Regions from separate parts of the Homo sapiens genome. Here region 2 is linked to region 1. Evidence: chromatin loops called from intact Hi-C (ENCODE). Cell type or tissue: natural killer cell. All regions are shown on one strand. Each heading gives the region's core, and the rest is flanking DNA. Links, peaks and the distances in the headings are about the cores only. Region 1 overlaps ALX4 (ALX homeobox 4). Region 2 overlaps TSPAN18 (tetraspanin 18).

Region 1 (4,383 bases), core at 152-4,151:
GACCGTGCTTGTCCCTCATGCATCTCTTCCACTAGGCCATGATTCCTAAGGGAAGCTCTGAATGAATCAGTAAGGCAAGACACAGGGTGGGGGAGAGAACAGGAAAGACAAATTCCAGACACAAGCTGGGGGATGGAGGGGACCCAGGCCTTGGCAGAGGGGCCATGGGGGCTGAGGGCTGGACAAAGTTTAGGGTTCTTTCTTTCCACCATTTCTTTTTTTTATACAAGGAAACTTTACTCATTTGGACTAACTGTAGGACAGTTGAAATTACAGTAGACTCAAAAATTAAAGTACTTTTTAAACTTTTAAGTTCCAACAGTAGCTTGACCTTGGTCTCCTACAGCTCTCAGAAGAGCTGCTTAAAGGAGCCCCATGTTCTAATTGGGTCACAGTGGCTTCCACGGGAGTGAGGGCTTCCAGAGGGCTGGGGAGCAATGTGTGCTCCCAGAGTTGGCATTTGTCTTGTGATTTTTATTGCAACGTACAAGGCCCCTTGTAGAATTATGAATGGTGGTGGTGATGAGGGGAAGGCGGGGAGGTTGCCAGGTAAACTCATCCAGGTCCTGTTCAAATGATTACATATGCCAGCTTCACAAGAGGGGTTCCTAGGGAAGGTGCCTTCTTTCCATTAGTCCACATACCTTTTCTTTTAAAAACCTTTTTATTTTGATACAGTATTACACTTAAAGTTATAAGTGGACTACAAAGAATTCCCAGATGCCTTTTATGCTGACTCCCCAAATGGTGATGTTTTGCCATATTTGCATTATTTTCAATCTCTCTGGGTCTCTCTCTGTGTCTCTCTCTGTGCATATGCTCTGTTTATGTATGTATTGATATACATGCATACGATATACAGCTGTATCATTTAACAGTAAGTTGCAGGCTGGGCGCAGTGGCTCATGCCTGTAATCCCAGCACTTTGGGAGGTCGAGGAAGGTGGATCACCTGAGGTCAGGAGTTCGAGACCAGCCTGGCCAACATAGGGAATCACTTGAACCCGGGAGGCAGAGGTTGCAGTTAGTCAAGATTGTGCCACTGCACTCTAGCCTGGGCAACAGAGCAAGACTTTGTCTAAAAACAAACAAACAAAAAAAGAGTAAGTTGCAGACATATGACTCATATGCCTCTTTGCCTCTAAGTACTTCAGTGTGTGTAGGCCCTGAAACAAGGCACTGGTCCACATCTGAGGTCCCAGATGGTCAATGAAGTTGATCTTCAGCAGAGCAGTTTGATCAGGGGCAGCCTTGAAGGTTGTTGCAAGGGGGCCAATCTCTTGAGGCAGCTGAGAGCAGCCATTCTCCTGTGACTTCCTCCCTTCCTCCTTGACCCTGTCTCCTGTCTGCCTGTCCCAGTCCCACCCACAGCATCCACCCCAGGAGGGCCCAGTAGGCATGCTCCAGGCATGAGATTCAAGTCTCAGCTCTGCCTCTTACCAGTTTTTTGTTTTCTTTTCTTTTCTTTTCTTTTTTTTTTGAGACAGGTCTCTGCCTCTGTCACCCAGGCTAGATGGAACTCTGGGGTCAAGTGACTCTCCCACCTCGGCCTCCCAAAATGTTGGGATTACAGGCATGAACCACCACCCCTGGACCTTCTTAACAGTTATTGATTCTTAGCAAGGCATTTACCCCCTCTGGCCTCAGTTTCTGGGGCTATAAAATGGAAACCTGGCGGTTGTAAAGAGGCTGGAACCCTACTGGTGGCATAATAGATGCCCTAGTACTTTGTAAAGTACAAAGCCCAGTTCCTGGTTTTGTTTAGTTTGTTTGTTTGTTTTTTGTTTTTGCGAGAGCCCAGCATTAATCCCTTTTCGTTCCTGGACTCTGGGAAGCCCACTCCATCTCTAGACTAAGAGAAAAACAGTCCTCCCCACTCACCCCTGCCATTGCAGGAAGAACTGAGAGAGCTTCTGTGTGAGGGCGGAGCAGTGGAGGACGGGGTGGCAGACCCTGCCTCGGCGGATGCCTGCCTCGGGAAGAACCCACGGGGAAGCTGGTAACAAGTCTGCCAGCCACATGGAAAGCCGCTGGGCCAAACGACAGGGGTGTCCTAGGGAGCTTTTGCAAGGCAAAGGCTTTTGCAAGTTAGTCAGTTTCCTGAGCACCCACTGTGCGCCACCCTCTCTGGAGGGCCAAGGAATCCCCATGGGTCTCCAAAGGGAGGCCACTTAAGGAATGAAAAAGAGCCCAGGTCTCAGCCTGTCTGTCACTCAGTCACTAGTGACACTGGTGGGTCCCTTCTCTCGGCGCCTCACTTTGACCGTCTGTCCAATGAGGATGCTGGGGCCACAGTGTGGGAATTCTGAGGAGACTGGAATGAGGCAGGAATGTGAAAATACCCAGAACTAGGGGAGGAAAGACCCCTGCAAGGAAGGCCAGCGACCCGCCCCATCCATCTCTTTGTCCCTTGTAGTGCTGGAATGGTGGCAGACGCGTAGTAGGGCTGAATTACTGCTTGAGTGGCAAATCCTCCCAGCTAGGACCTGGGTCTTCAAACAAACGTCTAGAAACCTCATTAGGCACTGGGGCCCCAGGATCATCACCTTCCGTCCAGTGACTTTATTGGAACTGCAGTGCCTCCTGGTGGCCAGCATGCACAACTGCAGTCTTGATCTTGGCCTGCTGGGAGTTGGGCCCTGGAACCTGAATGCTTAGCCTTCTGGGTAAGCAGCCAGGGCCGGGGACTCCTCTTCAGTCTTGGCTTCCCACAGGGCTGTGCCCCTCCATCTCCTCTTCTCATACCCCTCCCTGGCAGGAATTCATGCAATGTTGTTGAGCTGAGCAAACAGAAGGCAAGAGGTTTGTCCAGGGCCAGGGAGCTGCCGGGGTCATCTTTGGTCCTTCCTGCCCTGCGCTGTGGCTGGTTTCCTCGACCCCCCTCATCCTGAAAGGTCCCTTCTTCCGACTCCATGCAGCAGCCTCCTGACACAAGCAGTGTGTGCAGGGGACCAAGGACCTCCTGTGTCTGGAGCCCAGCTCCAGGGCCTGGGGCCTTTTCCTGCAGACACACTGGCCACCCTCAGCTGTGCCTGCAGAGCTGCCCCAGCCAAACCAGAGGCAGAAGGAGCCCAGAGGAGTCTCCCTCAACCCAGGCACACACAGGCATTTGCATTAATTCCAGGGGTGTGTCCTGAGCCCTTACTCACACGAGGCCCAGGCCCCAGCAGTACATCTGGGAGGCCCACTCTGACCAGCTCACAGTCTAGGGAGGGAGCAGGCCCATGAGCCGGTGCTGTAAAGCAGGGGATTCAGTGTTTAAGAGGCAAGGGAGGTCCTGGAGGAAGAAGGGTGGCCCTTGGCTGAGCTTTGAAAGCCCAGGAGAGGGAATTCACAGCAGAAGAAAACAAAAAATAAAATGTTCCATAGTTAAAAAATAAAAAAAAAAAAAGGAAAGACAAGATCTCACTTTCATCCATCGTGCTGGCAAAGATTTTAAAAACACTATAATGACCATTATTGGCTCTGAAGTGGGAGGGGACACCGTGGTAGCTGAGGACATTACATGTTTCTGGAAGACAACTTGGCCGTGTTTCTCAGAGACCCTCAGATATGTGGATAATTGAACTTCATATTTCTAGTTCTTGGAGCTTCTCCTAAGGGAATCGCCATGCATGTATTGAGAGATTTAAATCACAGACCTGCTATGATTTCAAACAAGTAGAAACCTGTGAGCCCAACAGAAAAGGATGGATTAAATAAAATAGTGATTGTTCTCGCTACGTAACCATTAAGGATGGTGTGGTAGAAGAATATAGAACAGCATGGAAAGGGGTACGGAATATGGTTAGATTTTACTAAAATGTTTATAGGCTGGGCACGGTGGCTCACGCCTGTAATCCCAGCACTTTGGGAGGCCCAGGAAGGCAGATCATCTGAGGTCAGGAGTTCGAGACCAGCCTGGCCAACATGGCGAAACCCTGTCTCTACTAAGAGTACAAAAATTAGCCGGGCGTGGTGCTGGGTGCCTGTAATCCCAGCTACTCAGGAGGCTGCGGCAGGAGAATAGCTTGAACCGGGGAGGCGGAGGTTGCACTGAGCCAAGAGTGCACCACTGCACTCCAGCCTGGGCGACAACAGCGAGACTCCATCTCAAAAAAAAACACAAAAGTTTACAAAGTAATGTTTTCTCTGTGTGTGTTTGTGTGTGTGTGTGTATGTGTATGTGTGTGAGTGATTTTCTTTTGGTCTGTCTTGATTTTTTTTTAATCTTCCATATAGAACATAGATTACATTTGTAATGCGAAAGAAAAGTCACAAAAGTTACAGAGAAAGCTATCCAGGTGAAAGTAGTAGTTAGCCACAGACAGGAGAGGCAGAGAGACATGCTAGGTAGAAGGAAGGGTGCCCGCAGGAGTGCGGAAGCCTGAAGATACTCGTGCAG
Region 2 (4,383 bases), core at 199-4,198, 620 kb before region 1:
GTGAACCAAAGTGCAAGGCTGAGGTGCCCATGGCAGTCACAATGCCACCTCTGCCAACTCGCCCTTCTCCAGCATGAAAATGTCCTCCTGCTTAAGACAGTTTACCAGTGTTAAAGTCCTTTGGGGAATTCCCCTGGACCCAGCCATTCCTGGGGCTTCCCCTCATCAAGGCCTTTCCCAGGGTTTGCATCCCATTTGCCTAAGGACACCTTTGTCAGCCATTCCTGATCCTCTAATTTGCATCACTTTCCTTAGGATGGAAAAATTAGCAAAGGGGAGGAAACTGCTATGTTGTCTAGTTGGGAACATTTCCAGGCTTTTCTAACCCATCTGCTTATAGGCAATGTCTGCTCACAGTTCCCATTTCTAATAAATATTTACCAAATTTACATACTGCATGTACAATTCAGCTCATTTATCTTTTTTGAATATACTCATCTCTTTTTGCTGTTCTTTTTTCCAGTTGAGCTTGCCTTCATTATAAAATATTTTTAAAATTAGAATTTTTAAATAAGTTGGCTTAAAAAAATCCTTGAAATACTCAAAGGTAAGCAAATGAGAAAAAGGGATGCCACAAATTTTCAATAGGAGGCTGAAATTGTCCTATTGCATGTGAGTGCTGTAATACTGATCAACACGAGTATTTGGGAAATGGACCTTTAGATAGATAAATTGATCATTAGGTGGTCTGGTCATTAGACTGATTGTCCCCAGGTCCTGTAGGACTTCAGTCTCAGAGCAGAGGGAAGGGGACAGTCAGCCCCATCTCAAGGCCTCCTTGCTTTGTGAACCTTTGAGCCAGGTTTCCTGGGCTGACTAAAGTCACTCTTTTGGCCCCTCTCAAGACAAGCCTTCTCTCCTTTCTGACAGGCTGAGAAAGCAGTGAAAGGCTTCTAGAAGGATCCCAGAAGCTGCCAGGGGTGAGGCTCCATGCCCTCTTCGGTTGGAACCACCACACAGTTAGGTCCAGGTTCAGCCGGGAAGGGAGAAGTGGTTTTTCTTATTTTTTAGGGCATAAACCTTTTTGAAAACCTTCCAGAAACTTTGGTGCCTTTCTCTGGAAACACTCACAGAACCCCCCCAACCCCCATGCACACAACACACATGCACACACAACACACATGTGCACACACAGGCACATGTGCACATGCATATATATGTGCACCCACGCACACATGACACCCATGCACATGTAACGCCCATGCACGTATAACACCCATGCATGCATAACACCCATGCACATACAACACCCATGCACGTGTACATATGCACAAAGCAATGCACACATGTACACACAAACACACACGATAGAACACAACATACATGCACATACAACACACGTGCACATACACACTGTACCCATACACATGAGTATGCACACAATCCATGTATACACAATACACATACACAGGACCTGACATAACATAACATTTTGCATATAATTTTAGGTAAATTTTGGAGTCCATTCCAGGCTATCCAGAGCCTGTGGATAGCCCTGGTCTGGGAGCCAGAAGACCTTGATCCAAGCGTCCTTTGCCTCTGACCCACACTGTGACCTCAGGCTTGTGTGGGCGGGGCCCTAGAGAGGGGAGGGCAAGCAGGGGAAGTGGAGAGAGAGACAGGGAAACGGGGAGGGAGAGATCAGGACAGGGACAAGGAAAGGGCGTAGGAATAAAAACAGAGATCAAGAGAAAGACAAGGCCAAGTGTGTGGTGCCCGCCTGGAATCCCAACACTCTGAGAGGCCGAGGCGGTGGATCATTTGAGCCCAGGAGTTCAAGACCAGCCTGAGCAACATGGTAAAACCCTGTTTCTACAAAAAATACAAAAATTAGCTGGGCGTGACAGTACGTGCCTGTGTTCCCAGCTACTCGGGGGGCTGAGGTGGGAGGATCACTTGAGGCTAGGAGGTTGAGGCTGCAGTGAGCTGAGATCACACTGCTGCACACCAGCTTGGGCCACAGACTGAGACCCTGTCTCGAAAAAAAAAAGGACAGAGATGGGGAGGACAGAGGCAGAGAGGAAAGGGAGCTACACAGAGATAGGCAGAAAGAAGGGGGACAAAGGGAGAGAGGCGGGGGTGGGGAGGGGAAGGGGAAGGATCTGCCATCAGGCCTTGTCGAAGGGCCCCCAGCCTGGCAGCCAGGATCACCTCTCTCGGGAGGATCGTGGACACATCTCCTACCCCTGGGCCTCAGTCCTGCCTCGCATAGCACGGGAGGGAGGACGTCCTGGGGCGGCTGGCAGGTTTGCAGGCAGCCACTTACTGGAGGAGACTAGAGCCGCTCCAGCCTGCTCCCAGCCAAGAACACCAGCCTGGCTTCCTGTCTTGGCTTCAGAGCCGAGCCCATTAACAATGAATGAGTCCCTGGGGGCCGAGGTGAGGAGGGGGAAAGGGAGGCTGGGTCTGTTCTGGGACCCATATCCAAGCTCCTTTTAAAGTCCCCTCGGGCTCCCCAGCCAAGACTTCTGCGAGCACCGTGACAAGCTGTAGAGAATTGTCCACCAGGGGGCGCTCAAAGTTTTTCTTTGTTTCTCTTCAAATGAAGTCTGCAGTGTTTGCGCTGTTGAAGGACAAATAGGCCCAAGGCTCCTTGTCACTCATTTCGCAGCTGACTTCACTTCCTTTGGATGGGGAGCATCTCACCGGGACACAAATGGGGCCGTGCAGTGTGCTCTCGTCTGGGGAGGAGGTATGGTGCCAGGTCTCTCCTCCCAGCACTGCTGGTGCTGGCTTATCTACAGAACCTTGCAAGGGAGCCCCCCAGCCAACCAGCCCAGTTCTCCCTGTCATTTAACTCCGCCCACGAATTCGCCCATGAGGAGCATCCGCAAGCTTACCCAGACACACCCACGCTTCTCTAAACAGGGCTGTTTTTAACTTACCCTGTAGCGGGACTGGGCTCAGCCCAGAAGTTCTCCAAGTCCAGGACCTCTTAGAGAAGACCCATCCACCCAGCACAGGAAAGCAGGCGGAGGCCCCAAGCGCCACCACCCATGGGAATCCAGGAGACTCGAGAACGAGAAGACCCACTGCTTGTCTGGTTTGGCTGTGATCTATAGCTGAGCTGGTCGGCCCCCTCGTTTAACAAGAAGACATGGCTGCTCTGGGAGGTTGGGGAACTAGATGGGAGGCACACCCTTAGGGGATGGAGCAGGGAGTACCCTCAAACCAGGCCTGCCCACTGCCCAGCTCATCCGCACGGCTCGGCTGCCTCCCCTGTGCCTGTCTGTGAGGGAAGGGACCATCACTCCTGGTCCCCGACATATCTTCAGCACCCAGTGAACTACATGCGCATGATAGGAGTTCAAGGGCTACTTACTTGATGAATAAGAAACCTTCAGAGGCCATATCATACCGTTTCAGAATTGCATATCTACAAGGGGAAGGCCTCATCCACTAGGCATCTTAGCGATGTTACTAAGGAGTTATATATTAGAGTTTTTAATAGCAAGCAAGTGGAAAAACATCAAGGTCAATGTCAGTGCTCTCAGCTGACCATGCCTTGGAGAAACCTGGTTGTTCAGACCTGGATGCCAAGGCCCCCGCCATCTGGGCCAGCTCACCCACTGCAGGCACGGGCCCACTGCAAAAGCAGGCTCTGGAAGCTGGGGCCACCAAGGCAGATGGAAAAGGCTGGGGACCGCCCCACCCCTGGAGGTGGACCTATGTGGCACAAACCTTATTCTGAGTTTCCTGGCATGCGGACACAGACTAGGTGTGTGTTAAGCCAAGGGTCCTGGATTGACTGCAGGAAAGCAGCAAAATGAAGTGGGAGAGAGGAAGGGCTACCCCAGGGAGAAAACAGGTCCCAAAGGCATGGGAAGAGGCAGCCTGAGGCACTGCAGGGGCCCTGACCTAGCGTCTGTATCATCCCCTCTGCTGCCAACTCCATGGGACTCTGGGCAAGTTGCTGAATGTCTCAGGGTTTCAGGACCATTGACTACCAAATGAGTGGGGTCAGACGTGCTCATCTCCATGATCCCTTCTGCTTTGACAGCCCGCCCCAGTTTGGGAAGCACTGGTCTGAATGGAAGCCAGGCAGGGCCTGGGAGTCTGCAGCCAATCCCTGACACCCCTCAGAGCACCCATGGATGGGGTGGGGGCTGGGGTACTCACAAATAGCAGCAGACACTTGTTCTCACGGACGGCCCCGCAGCAGCCCAGGAAGCCGAGCAGAAAGAGCAGGCCCCCCATGGCCAGGAGGATGTAGGCGCCCGTGAGGAGCAGAGGATTGGCAGCCACGATCTCCCGGAAGCCGGTGGGGTCCACCATGACCCAGATGCCGATGGCCAGCAGGCAGGCCCCGCCCAGCTGCTCGGGCCAGTGGAGGAGTTGGGAGGAGAAACAGGCAGAAAGGGAGGTTAGGCACTTCTGACCCAC

The links. Hi-C counts contacts between places; a loop is a spot of excess contacts. Peaks named below come from ENCODE experiments on the same cell type or tissue, not always from the same donor. Only the 100,000 strongest peaks of a DNase experiment are listed, where the experiment ranks them.
Region 2: it touches region 1 in a loop (11-fold over the local background); 13 of 110 quality-filtered maps call a loop at or near these places.

Annotation. Positions count from the first base shown.
Region 1 is chr11:44,284,692-44,289,074 of GRCh38, reverse strand. All of the region lies in intron 1 of ALX4 (ALX homeobox 4), which reads left to right. Among named protein-coding and RNA genes, the nearest start is that of ALX4, 23 kb to the left of the region's middle. RefSeq lists enhancers at 1,523-2,495, 2,496-3,469. In natural killer cell, for the core only: CTCF peaks have their summits at 2,385 and 2,586 (motif pointing left); a DNase peak (open chromatin) is centred at 2,584.
Region 2 is chr11:44,909,636-44,914,018 of GRCh38, reverse strand. It overlaps TSPAN18 (tetraspanin 18), which reads right to left. Exons shown (of 10, transcript NM_130783.5): 5 at 4,120-4,314. Among named protein-coding and RNA genes, the nearest start is that of TP53I11, 39 kb to the left of the region's middle. RefSeq lists an enhancer at 2,156-3,012. In natural killer cell, for the core only: CTCF peaks have their summits at 2,302 and 2,501 (motif pointing right); a DNase peak (open chromatin) is centred at 2,508; H3K27me3 peaks cover 178 bases.